Linked DNA regions of Homo sapiens: region 2 is linked to region 1. Evidence: chromatin contacts called from ENCODE Hi-C or POLR2A ChIA-PET data. All regions are on one chromosome and are shown on one strand. Each heading gives the region's core, a stretch centred on a gene start or an enhancer-like site at or near the end of the contact. The rest is flanking DNA. Distances are from core to core; before and after follow the strand shown. Region 1 has its middle 590 kb from the start of LINC02630. Region 2 has its middle 590 kb from the start of ANKRD30A.

Region 1 (6,550 bases), core at 2,807-5,306:
TAAGCTTCCCCTGCAATCAGGAATAAAATATTACAAATTCATTATTATCACAATAAAATTTAAAAATTGGAAGTCACATACAAACCTGAATGACAGAAAAGCTATTTGATGTATTTTAACAGCGAGATAATGCATTTACAAAGCAACATATTTTCCTATGTTGAGTTCCTTCAAAATTAAATTTATGGACCAGTCATACATTCCAAAAGTGGAAGGTCACTGTGATGTCTAAGTGTATCATATGACTTCAGGGGTTCAGACATGGCAATTCTTTCTCCTGATGCATTAATTGTATAATTGGAGAGGGTAAGTATTAAATATCAAAAATCAGTATATTTATCTTAATTTTGGATATATTTTGAATTATTTACTGACAATTATAGTTTCAAGTAGAAAAGCATAGAAGTGTTTGTTAATGATTCTGGAACACAAAGCCAAGACAACTTCGTATAGTTACCAAAAGGGACAGCAGTTTGGCATATGTCAGCTTCTGGCTCCAACTGGTCTAAGTGGAAAACACACACACACACACACACACACACACACACTGCCTGCAAAGAAAGTAGTGATCCTGGTCCTGCTATGAGCTGAACATTGAATTTTATGCAAATCAGCTCAGTTTCCTTGTCTGGAAACTTGCAATTTACTATCCCCATATCTATTCTACCTACCTCAAACAACAGATATGAAAAGAAGTTACAAACTTATATAGAAGTGGACTGAAAAATAAAGCAAGTTCTACTAGAGAACAGCTACAGAAGGTTCTATTATGATTATTTATTTGGTTTAATGACTCACAGGAATCGTGCTCACCATGGCTTCATGGCAGAGCTGTAACATTTTTCCTGGTCCTGAGCCCACTTTGACTTGGATGCTCTGCAGTCTGGGTTTTTATGGCAGAGACGTTCTGACTCTAGGTGAAGTGAGATGTGAATTTGGATATTTTTTGCAGTTTTCCACAGAAGAGAATTGACCTTTTCAAAACATCAGCCCAGTTCTTTAAAAAGTGGATGCTATTTCTTCTATTATGGGATTCAATCACTTTCCCAGGCAATGAAATAATTGTAGCATGGCATTTTATCAGGAGATGGAGCTAGCTCTCTTGATTTTTCTCAAACAAGTGACAAAAGGTTTTGTAAAAGGTCAGATCACTTTGTGAGACACTCAGTCAAAGAAATAAGAACAAATCTAGGCCACTTTGGGTCGATGAGAGGCCTGATAATTTTTGGAGCACAGAGAAAAAGAAAAATAACCAATCCAACAAAATGGAGCAACATGGAATGTGGTGAAAATAAGGATGATTTTTCCTGCATGTACCCTCTTTATCCCTGTGGGCAATGTCCCTTCTGTATGGCTCAGCTTTCCATTATGGGTGACCATTTGGACAGTGAGCAATATCTCTGTATCACATGGGCTAACAAGCTGAAGTAACAGAATATTCTAGAAGCCTCGGCAGGAGTTGTATGGTAGACTGAGGGAGATCGAGACATAATGATGATATCATCCAGACCCTCTTCCTCCCTTGTTGAGCTTCATGGTGTTCTTCCTGGACTCCATTCCCCACTTAAAAATTCACTATTGGAAAGATATGAGATGAGTGACAAACGGCTGTAAGTACACAGGACAGCCCAGATGGCAGGTAGGAGAGTGGGGGCTCTGACATAAGAACTAAATGCATCTTACATGTGTGGAGGGAGTGCTGTGTATAACTGGGAACTCCCCTCCCCAGGGACCTGAGACAGTAGAGCAAAGAAGAATACTAGCATTCTCCTGTTTAGGGCCTGCTTTGTCCATTAGAAGGAGAAAGAATAATTCATTCTAACAAGTATTTCAGGCTTTCAGAACATGCTCTTTTAGAATTTGTTTAAATAATCAGTTTCATAGGTCTTTGAAAGTCATACAGAGCAAATAAAATAATTCTGCCTACTGTTCTCTCAGCTTTCCATGTGGGTTTTTGCTATGAGTTGTTACCTAATAACAAAATCTGTAGGATTTTGCTAAACAGACACATTATTCCACTACCAATGAAATTAATAAGAGTTTGAAACACATGCTTACGATACCATTATTGTTATTAATTCCCTAATAGACTGATCGATCACTTTCGATTAGGTGATTTTTTTATTGTTGTCTGTATTGTTCTTTTTATCGCCGACACCTACCAATGTACCTGATATGGCAATAGAAACTAAATAGATGTTTGTTGATAAATGAATAAACCCTTAACTATGTGTGAGACAATATAACAGGTGCCCATATAGAGGACGTGCACTTATATCTTTATATTCAGTGTCTTTATCTAGGAAATGAGAATGTTTGGACCTATTGTAGCTACCACACAGAGTTGGTCTAAAAACCAAACTCTAAATCTAAAAGGAAGTTCATTGAAAAATTAAAAGTGTTCTAAAATAAAATATGTCATTGTCCAGCAATTACATGACCATATTATGAATCATAGTGATGTCCCCCAAAACCTCATTGCATCTGTCAAAGTTGATTCCCATAGATGCTGGTCCTTTCCCAGATGGCACTATGTTAAAGAAGTCTTCATCTCAGTTCAGTTCTCATTTTTTTTTTTTTTTTTTTTGAGACAGAGTCTTGCTCTGTCGCCCAGGCTGGAGTGCAGTGGTGAGATCTCGGCTCACTGCAAGCTCCGCCTCTCGGGTTCACGCCATTCTCCTGCCTCAGCCTCCTGAGTAGCTGGGACTTCTGGCACCCGCCACCATGCCCGGCTAATGTTTTGTATTTTTAGTAGAGACAGGGTTTCACCATGTTAGCCAGGATGGTCTTGATCTCCTAACCTCGTGATCCACCCGCCTTGGCCTCACAAAGTGCTGGGATTACAGGCGTGAGCCACCACACCCGGCCCAGTTCTCATCTTAATCTAAGGCACTGTATTCTAAAGAACAAGTCTACAACCAAGCTACTTGTTCATGTAATCATCTGGGAGTGGAAGATGGTCCACAAAGATAAATTTACAAATCAAATAGTGGTTATGAAATGTGCTGCCACAGGAAGACTCTTAGGAAATGCAAAAATAAGATAGGCTAAGGAAAATCAAAACAAGTAATCAGTTGAAATAAAGGGCATTGTGTGAAAACATAAGAAAAAGGAGTAACATGCTATGAGGATTTAATAGAAAGATAAGTAAATAACTCCATGGCAAGAAACTGGAATTAAACAATAGCAATTTCCCTCACAGGTCACACTCAAAACGCTGTTAACCTTTATCTCCTGTGCTGACTGAGACAGGAAGAAAGAAAAAAGGGAGCAGTCTGGAATGAATGAGAAACACAAAGAATGACTAGGCCAAAAAGGGAGAAGCTGGCAATACCTAAGGATAAACGGCAGAGAAGTTCAAGTGTGTAAACTCATGAGTAAATCCATGTAGGGGCCCTAGGGAGGAGAACTCTAGCTCTCATCTCAGACCTCCTGAAAGCAGCCATCAGTGTTATTTTAGTCTTGTTTTTGATGGCAAACCCTTACTGTTGCCCAAGGTCATGACCTTCAAGGGGGCAGTAGTTCACTAATATCCACTGGAGATGAGAATGGTTTGCAGACCTGTAATTAGAATAAAATGTGTAGAGATTTTTTACACGGGTTGTCCCAAAAGTGACTTTTTCTCCAGACACAACCCGGTAAGTGTTTTTCTGATGCCTACTTTTTCATTATAATGATGCCTCAGGGAATCCATGAAGGAAAAAGAAATTCAATCTGGCTATGAGTAAGAGTGCTGCTAGAAGAGCTTAACATTCTTTAGCACTTTTTTCTCCCTCAAAAAGGAAACAATGGACTTAAGTGTTTTTAAAAATGTGCTGACTTCTATCAGGGTTTTCGGATAAACTGATAGGAAGGCTACGGCTCCTAGGCCTTGCCCACTGGGCTTGGAGAGAAAATTCTCCCCAAGTTGGGTCCCCTCCTCTAAACAGGATTCAGTTCAAGGAGCTAGCCTCCCCTAGATCTCCTCCAAGTGGATGCACTCAGATGAGAGGCGCTGGTCTCACCATGCTCCCCTACTCCAGGACCTCCCCTGAAGGCCTGGCCTCATGGGTCCAGCCGAGAGGAACTCTACACAGTTATTTCTGGCCAAGAGTCATTGGCTCCAACCCAGCAAGAAAATATTTCCTGATTCTTTTTTATTTTCAAGCTAAGGTCAAAAGAACTTTAGAATCCAACAGAGGGTTTTCCAGTATCTTTCACTTGTTCTGTGTGCAGGACAACAGCTTGAAGGAAAGGAGGGTTCCTGTTCTCACTTTGACAGATGGCATGTCACACCTCAGAAAAAGGGGCTGAGCAGAGCTATCACAGGCACTGTGAAATTATATGAATAATCAAAATGTTTTCTTTGAGTGGCCATACAATGACTTTCTTGTGAAAAAGTCAGAGACTAGTCGGGAAATGTACTCAAGAGTCTAGACTCTTTCAGCTACCACTTATTTAAAAGAGGAAGGAAGGCCAGGCGCGGTGGCTCACGCCTATAATCTCAGCACTTTGGGAGGCCGAGGCGGGTGGGTCAGGAGTTACAGACCAGCCTGGCATATGGTGAAACCCTGTCTCTACTAAAAATACAAAAATTAGACAGTCATGGTGATGTGCGCCTGTAATCCTAGCTACTCTGGAGCCTGAGACAGGAGAATTGCTTGGAGACAGAAGAATTGCTTGAACCCAGGAGGTGGAGGTTGCAGTGAGTTGAAATCGCACCACTGGACTCCAGCCTTGGCGACAGAGTGAGAATCCATCTCAAAAAAAAAAAAAAAAAAAAAAGCAAGGAAATGAGGGTGCAGGAGTGGGGAAAGTAGTGGTAGGGTGGGAGCTGAAAATTGTCCTGGTTCGGAAACAAATTGGTCTTAGGGAAATGCAAGTCAGAATGACAATGAGATACCGCTTCACACCCATTAGCATGGCTGTGATTAAAAAACTAACAACCAAACAAACGAAAAAACAGAAAATAAATATTGGTGCAGATTGGAGAAATGTGAATCCTCTACATAGGTGGTGGAGTGTAAAATGGTGCAGCTGCTGTGGAAAACAGTAAGGCTATCCCTCAAAACACTAAATATAGAATTATCACGTGACTTGGAAATGCCACTGCTGAGCACGTGCCTCAAAGAATTGAAAGCAGAGACTTGGGCAGATATCTGTATACCCATGTTAATAGCAGCATTACTTAATAATACCCAAAACAATCCAAATACTCATTGATAGATGCACGGATAAACAATATATGGTAAATAGGCATATTGAAATATTATTCAGCCTTAAAAGAGGAGGAATTCTGAAACATGCTACATGAAAGAACCTTGAAAACAACATGCTAAGTGACACAAGCCAAACACAAAAGGAAATAGGTTGTATGAGTCCGTTTATGGGAAGTATTATGCCTAGCATAATCATATTTCTAGAGACAAAAAGTAGAATGGAGGTTGGAAAACTGAATCATAACAGTTTTCCAAATGTACAGCCCTCTGGAGGGAAGGGGAAATAGGGAGTTATTGTTTAATGTGTACAGAGCTTCAGTTTGGGAAGAAAAAAATTCTGAAGATGAATGGCGGTGATGGTTGGATTATAGTGCAAATGTACTTAATGCTACTGTACTATATGCTTAAAATGGTAAATTTGATATCCTTTAATGTGGTATATTTTTGCTAGATATACACACACAGATTTGGTAGCTTCACCAAAAGCAGAGTTTCTCCACTGCCGTTTATATACCAATGCCACCCTCGGGAATCTTCAGTTATGACATTTCTATGTTCAGTATCCTCCACCAGGCAGCAAGCAGCACTCACACACATTTGATAAGGAAGGCCTCATTCTCTTTGCCCTGCCAAGAAAAAATTGAGAGCAAGACTGTAGAAGATACAATTCCACTGTTTAAAGAACTTTCAATACAAATATATATCTAAATATTTGAATAAATCACATTACTGTCATGATTTTAAATGTACATTGATATGTAATGTTTTTCCCCACAGAAGACCTGTGGCTCAATAGAACAGGAAATAGGGTCCCCTCTATAAAGATGAAGGCTCTATAGACTGAAAGCTCTTTGGTAATGCAACTAGGAAGAGAGTAAAGGGACTGAAATTTAGTTTCCAACTATATTACTATATTCCACAGTGTCTTATTTCGTATGGGAAGGCTGAGTTAAACAGTTGCATAGGGTAAGCCAGAGATTTAAATCAAGCCACAGGATTAATTTCCTTAAATTGCAGGCTGCATTGAGGACAACCTTATAAATATCATCTATTTTATTCCTCACCGTAATCTCAGTGCTTAGAAAGATACCTGGCACAAGGTGGATGTTCAGCAAATATTTACTGGCACAATTAAGGGACCTTAAGCTTTACATTTTCTGAGAGAAGAACACTGTTGTTATATGGAAAATTAACTATAAGATAAGGTCTTCAGAACTGTAGGCTTGTTTCGATTTTGGAAAATAACATTCATACAGAAAAAATGTATAAATCATATATGTAAGTTGTAATCAGTAAAGGGAATGGGAAAAATTTTAAAAAACACTTTAAACAGGTCAAAATAATGAGAACAT
Region 2 (6,550 bases), core at 1,707-4,206, 49 kb before region 1:
CTGCATGTTTTACTGAATAGAACTTTTGACGAATTTGATGTAGTTCTATGTCACTATGAATCTTTGTAAAGGCTTATATCACTGTCCTTTGCAGTGTTTACATCTACTGCTAAACTAATAGTCTGCCTATAATATTAGCTTTATTTTGAATATAATATTTATATTCAGTAGCTCTTAACTGAATCATATTGACAATTATACTTAATCATTCACTCTTGAATTCTAATTCTTATAAAAACATATTTCTTTTTCTAAAATAATAAACACAAATATAACTTGCTTATAGAACTGTGAATATGAGACCTAATTATTCAATTTACAAAAAACAAACATTATCCATAGTCACTGATATTCTAAGATAATAATTTTAATATTTGATAAATAATAAATATATAAAAATTTAAATTTCTACACCTGTAATCCCAGCATTTTGGGAGGCCAAGGCAGGCGGATCACCTGAGGTCAGGAGTTCGAGACCAGCCTGACTAACACAGAGAAAACCTGTCTCTACCAAAAATACAAAAATTAACTGGGCGTGGTGGCACATGCCTGTAATCCCACCTACTCGGGAGGCTGAGGCAGGAGAATCGCTTGAACCCGGGAGGTGGAGGTTGCGATGAGCCGAGATCATGCCATTGCCCTCCAGCCTGGGCAACAAGAGCAAAACTTCATCTCAAAAAAAAAATTTTAATTTCTGTCTTAGCACAACCCAATCATATTCTCACTGAAAATCTGAAATCGTACTAATGCTTTAAAAACTCAATTTAATCCCAAATCAAAGGATTTATAAACTATGACTGGTATGTTATATTAATAAAAATCAGTGGATATGTGTTATAGCTACTAAAATAAGACTTCTTAAGCAGTTATCATCTTAAAAACTATACGTATTAAAATTCTGGGTAAAAAATATCTAGTGTGTGTAAAAGAGTTTGAGAATTAAAAAATAACTGAGAACATCCTAAGTGTCCTAAAATAAACTGGAAGCCTGAGGATTCTTTTCTTAAAAAGTCAAAGGAAATGATAGAGGAAGGAAAAAACAAGAAAGAAACAAAGTTACTTCTTTTGGAGAATAACTGATTTGAAGGATTAGAATAGTGTTACATAGTATGTGCTTATGTTTAACAAATATTTGCTGATTCCGGGAGCGGTGGCTCATGCTTATAATCCCAACACTGAGAGGCTGAGGCGGGTGGACTGCTTGAGCCCAGGAGTTCAAGACCAGCCTGGGCAACATAGCAAGGCCCTGTCTCCACAAAAAAATTAATTAATTAATTAAAAATACAAATAAAATTTGTTGCATAATGAAAGAAGGTAATACTACAGTGATGATTTATCTGAACTAAGCAGAAAATCAACTAAAAGAAAAATGGACTTTTATATATTATTAGATTCATAGAATGTTTCTCTACTAAGTAAGCTCTCACAGCTCATTATTTTACCTCTACAATAAATTCTGATCTGTTTGTTATAAAACCCCACTTGTAATTAATACCGTGGCTTGTTACCCACATGTTTTGCTCTGATTAATAAATTCCAATGTTAGTAGGTTCTCTTTGCCTACAATTTTCTGTAATAGTAAAATGCCTTAGGATTATGAGCAACATTAAGGCAGGTTGCCCCAAAATAAATCTCGCAGGAAAATTTGTCACCAACTTGCATTGACACACAAAACATAAATAAGCTCTTAAGACAAGGTAAACAGATTTTAAACTTAAAAACTATCTTGATAAACCAAGATTTTTACATTTTTCAGATAAGTTAGTTTAATTCTGCTCATTACACGTACATCAAAAAACATGTATTGAGTGCCTCTACTATGTAAGACTACGCTTGTTTCTAAGGATTAAAGGGTGATGGAGTTAGAGTCTGTGCATTTAAAGAACTCAATCTGTGTGACAAAGGCAGAGAAACAAGTGAATGAAGTAGAGCATGAGGAAGTTCTGAGTTAGACAGACATGCCCTAGACACACAAGGAAGGGTATAATTCATTCTGTTTGAAAGAAACCAAGAAAATCTCAGTGCAGATTTTTATCTGAGATTAATGTTAAAGAATAAGTAAAAAGTTGCCAGGTAGACAAGGTGGATACGGGAATTCAGGCAAAAAGAACATGAGTGGTGGCTTAGAATTGTGATTATGAAGTTAAAGATGAGTGGTTTTGTGTTGGGGGAATATGGTAGACTGATGACAGTACATGTTATATACTCAGCAAGAGAAAAGAAAATAAAAACAGAAAAGGCTTTATGTACTATAAAGAAATTTTCACTGCTAATTATACTTAGAAAACAGAATCAAAGACAACTTTTAAGGAAAGGAGTCACATAATTAAATCTCTAGATTGAAACATAGTGCTTTGGAGATGGGATTGGAAGAGGAAGAGAATGAGACCAGGAAACTCAGGCAAGAGACGATGGAGCCCAGAATTAGAAGAGCATCAGGGGATTGCAAAGAGGGATTGCATTTTGAAGACATTTTAATTAAAATACAGAAGATCTGGTGAATGACTTATAAGGACCAAAGAGAAGAAAGTACAGAGTGGTTTCATGTTTCCAGAAGGGCACTGTAGCAGTTAGCTTTTTCTGAGTAACAAAACACCTCAAAGCTTAATGGCTTAAATGACAATTTTTCATTGCTCATGAATATGCTGGTCAACAAGGCATTTCTGTTGAACTGGGCCTGGCTTGGCTGATGTTGACTGTGATCGTTTATGAATCTGCTATCAGTTGCTGGTCAGCTGACACCTGGTTTATCTTGGCAGCCTGAGTTAGACGGCTCACCTCTGCTCCATGTGGCCTCAGCCTTCAGCAGGCTAGTCCAGGCTTTTCCACATGGAGGCTGGGCAGGGGTTTGAGACAACTAAGAGAGTCATGCAAAGATAATAAATCTTAGGCTCAGAAACAGGATGTCATCATTTCCTCCACATCCTATTAGTGAGCACAAGTCACAAAGCCAGTCTGTTTACAAAGGGTGGGAAAATAGACTACACTTCTTCATGGGAAGAGCTGCAAAGCCACATTGCCAAGGGTTGCTGATTTAGGGAAGAGAAAAATTGCAGTCATTTTTGTAAACAATCTACTGCTGATGATAATGTTTTAATAGGAAAATAATGTACAGAAGCTGGGTTGGATTTGAAGGGAAATATAAAATATTTGAATATATTGAGTTTCAGGCTCTACTTGAGCATCTAGAAATACTCAGTGAGAAATAAATTCAGGAAAAGTAAAGTGACTTGCACAGGTTATGTAATTACTTTGAGATACATTGCACCTAGACCAAGGACTCAATTTGCAGTCCAACATTCTTTCAGCTAATCTGTTTTTACTTAATTGAAAAGATAATTCAGAAAGATCAAATGATCAATTCTCATTCATTCACTTGATTCATTATTTCTTTATTTTCTCTCTTCTTTCTTCTTTCCTTTCTCCTCGCTTCCTGCCTCCTTCCCTTCTCTCTTTCTTTCTTTCTTTCTTTCTCTTCAATGTTTAGTGAGTTCCTAATACATGCTAGATGCTACAGGCATGGATAAAAGAGTTAGATTTTATTTCAAATTGGTTACTGAAAACTAGACTACAATGTAATTAGTAAAGACACTGGACACCACCCTCACTTAGGAAGATATTTATCTGTTTTGAGCTTCAAGTTGGTGATGATCTAGTCAGCCAGCTTTATTTACCTTTTGGCAAATAATAGCATAAAGAAGCAAAGTGGGCCGAGCACGGTGGCTCATGCCTGTAATCCCAGCACTTTGGGAGGCCGAGGAGGGTGGATCACGAGGTCAGGAGATCGAGACCATCCTGGCTAACACGGTGAAACCCCGTCTGTATCAAAAACACAAAAAATTAGCCGGGCGTGGTGGCAGGCGCCTGTAGTCACAGCTGCTCGGGAGGCTGAGGCAGGAGAATGGCGTGAACCTGGGAGGCGTAGCTTGCAGTCAGCAGAGATCCCGCCACTGCCCTCCAGCCTGGGCAACAGAGCGAGACTCCGTCTCAAAAAAAAAAAAAAAAAAAAAAGAAGAAGAGTGAAAATTACTAATTGCAAAGTGCCTTTTGTGACTTAATTAAACATTCTACTCCAGAAACAGAAATTAGAATCTTTTGTGTGGTTGCTAATGAGTATGTGAAGCCTCTGTTGTAGTTGGTTAATCATAAGAAGCTGAGCGGGAGAGTGCTGCTGTTTACCACAATCATAATAGCTTTAAGATAAGCATGTTTAATATCTCAACTAAAACAGTTTTGAGAAGTGTGATGTTTCATTGGCTGAGGTATGATCTCTGTTTTAAAAAACAAAGATCAACCAGGCGCGGTAGATTACACCTGTAATCCCAGCACTTTGGGAGACCTAGGCAGGCAGATCACGAGGTCAGGAGATCAAGACCATCCTGGTTAACACGGTGAAACCCTGTCTCTACTAAAAATACAAAAAATTAGCCGTGTGTGGTGGCGGGCATCTGTAATCCCAGCTACTCCGGAGGGTGAGGCAGGAGAATTGCTTGAACCCAGGAGGCGGAGCTTGCGCCATTGCACTCCAGCCTGGGCAACAGAGCGAGGCTCCGTCTCAAAAAAAAAAAATCATCTTTTCCAATAGAAGCCAATTTAAAACGAGCTAATTATACTTGAAAATGTATTTTCAAATACGTGTAATGTGTATTTAAGAGAAAAATCCCACAACTCACCCCTGAGAAATTAATTCATTTACTTGTAGGCATACAGTAAGGTCTCAGTTTTTAGTGAATGATTGACGGAGCTGGAATTCCAGATTTTCTTATGTCTAATATGATTATTTTAAAAAGAATATCTAAAAAGAGAAGGTAATCTTGGCTGTTTTACTAGTATTTAAAAGTTATACCCTCAGCCGTACATGGTGGCTCATGCCTGTGATCTGAGCACTTTGGGAGGCCAAGGCAGGTGGATCGCTTGAGCTCAGGAGTTCAAGACCAGCCTGGGCAACACATTGAGAACCCGTCTCTACAAAAAATACAAAAGTTAGCCAGGCATGGTGGCGCATGCCTGTAATCCCAGCTATGTGGGAAGCTGAGGTGGGAAGATTGGCTGCAGTGAGGAGAGATTGCACCAATGCACACCAGCCTGGGTGACAAAGTGATATCCTGTCTCAAAAAAATAAAAATAAAAATAAGCTGTACCCTCCAAGTCAGCTGAAGTTATTGCACAGTTTACATACTTATCCTGTATATATGCAAGTTCTTTCCAGATTCCTCTGTCGTTGGTGATCCTGTTACTTACATATATCTCTTCAAAATATGTTTTAAATATTTCAATTAAGTGTTAAAATTTAAATGTTTTTCATTTAAATATTCATACTTACATTTTTAAATATTTGGGTATTTAAAATTAAAGGAGGTCTTGTGCAATATTTATTTGTCAATTATATATTTTAAATTAAATTAGATTAAATTAAAGGAGAAATACAAAAGACTCCAAGTAATAATGTCACTTTCATTCTTTAGTTCAGGGTAAATATAAAACATAGGACAAAAAAAGAAAGACAATGAAAGAAAAAAAAGAAAGGAGAAGAAGAGGAGCACTCTTTTTAAAATATAAATTGCAACTTCTACATGGTATTTATATTTTTATACTCCTTAGCCTAGCACATCTAATAGAGAAATCACTGTATCTATGTAAGAGGCAGAGAAGCACATATTCCTACAAATATGTTTTGGTCTTCCCTGTCATTTTAACTAACCTGTCTGATCATGTTAATATAGATCTAGAATTCATTGTGCCCAGAATATATATTTTTGACTTCTTTTTCAATTTATTCTTTTAATAAACTAACCAGCCAGGTGTGGTGGCTCATACCTGTAATCCCAGCACTTTGGGAGGCCGAGGCATGGGGATCACAAGGTCAGGAGATTGAGACCATCCTGGCCAACATGATGAAACCCTGTCTCTACTAAAAATATTGAAAAAAAAAAAAAAAGCTGGGTGTGGTGGCACACGCCCGTAATCCCAACTACTCGGGAGGCTGAGGCAGGAGAATCACATGAACCTGGGAGGTGGAGATTGCAATGAGCTGAGATCATGCCACTGCACTCCAGCCTGGGCGACAGAGTGAGACTCTGTCTCAAAAAATAAAATAAAAACATAAACTAAGCATATTTTGGCATGTCTTACTTTCTTGATGTACATTTTATCCTCAGCTAGCGTTGCATAAGTTTGAACCTGTCAAAAATAGAATGAACAGACTCTCAATAACACTTACCTAATGCTAGAGGGCAGGAACCATAATTAAAGCAGTGTTCTGCAGTCAATATTTCAGCTGCTTCTCAATTCATGGGAAAAACTTTAATTAGTTTAGTACCTGGTGAGTTTCTACTCACTATTATTCACATAAAGTAAGATATATTACAGTTGGATAAAAGATTAATGGGTAAATGATTTGCAAGTATATAACCCAAAATTTCCAAATCAGGATTAACCAGAAGGAAGGAAAGGAAGGAAAAGAAAGTGGAGAAGGAAAATGAGAAGAAAGAGGAGGAGAGGATGCTGGAAAGAAAGAGGAGGAGGAGAGCAGACAGAAGAGAAATATTAT

What was found. Hi-C counts contacts between places; a loop is a spot of excess contacts on that map. ChIA-PET counts read pairs that join two places held with the same protein, here RNA polymerase II (POLR2A). Pooled maps may share reads with other maps.
Region 2: a loop to region 1 is called in a map of endothelial cell of umbilical vein, with 4 times the contacts of the local background. The contact joins two enhancer-like sites. A Hi-C loop is called at or near these places in 2 of 168 maps with a recorded cell type or tissue (PC-3 and endothelial cell of umbilical vein) and 2 of 50 pooled maps. POLR2A ChIA-PET finds 5 or more read pairs at or near these places in 6 of 52 experiments (B cell, GM12878, OCI-LY7 and 3 more).

Annotation. Positions count from the first base shown.
Region 1 is chr10:36,487,313-36,493,862 of GRCh38, reverse strand. No RefSeq gene overlaps it. Among named protein-coding and RNA genes, the nearest start is that of LINC02630, 590 kb to the right of the region's middle. Within about 2 kb of position 4,056, at least 7 of the 41 ENCODE cell types and tissues checked have a DNase peak (open chromatin) inside an H3K27ac peak, as active enhancers do; they include PC-3 and endothelial cell of umbilical vein, where a contact is called at or near this core.
Region 2 is chr10:36,535,442-36,541,991 of GRCh38, reverse strand. No RefSeq gene overlaps it. Among named protein-coding and RNA genes, the nearest start is that of ANKRD30A, 590 kb to the left of the region's middle. Within about 2 kb of position 2,956, at least 3 of the 41 ENCODE cell types and tissues checked have a DNase peak (open chromatin) inside an H3K27ac peak, as active enhancers do; they include PC-3 and endothelial cell of umbilical vein, where a contact is called at or near this core.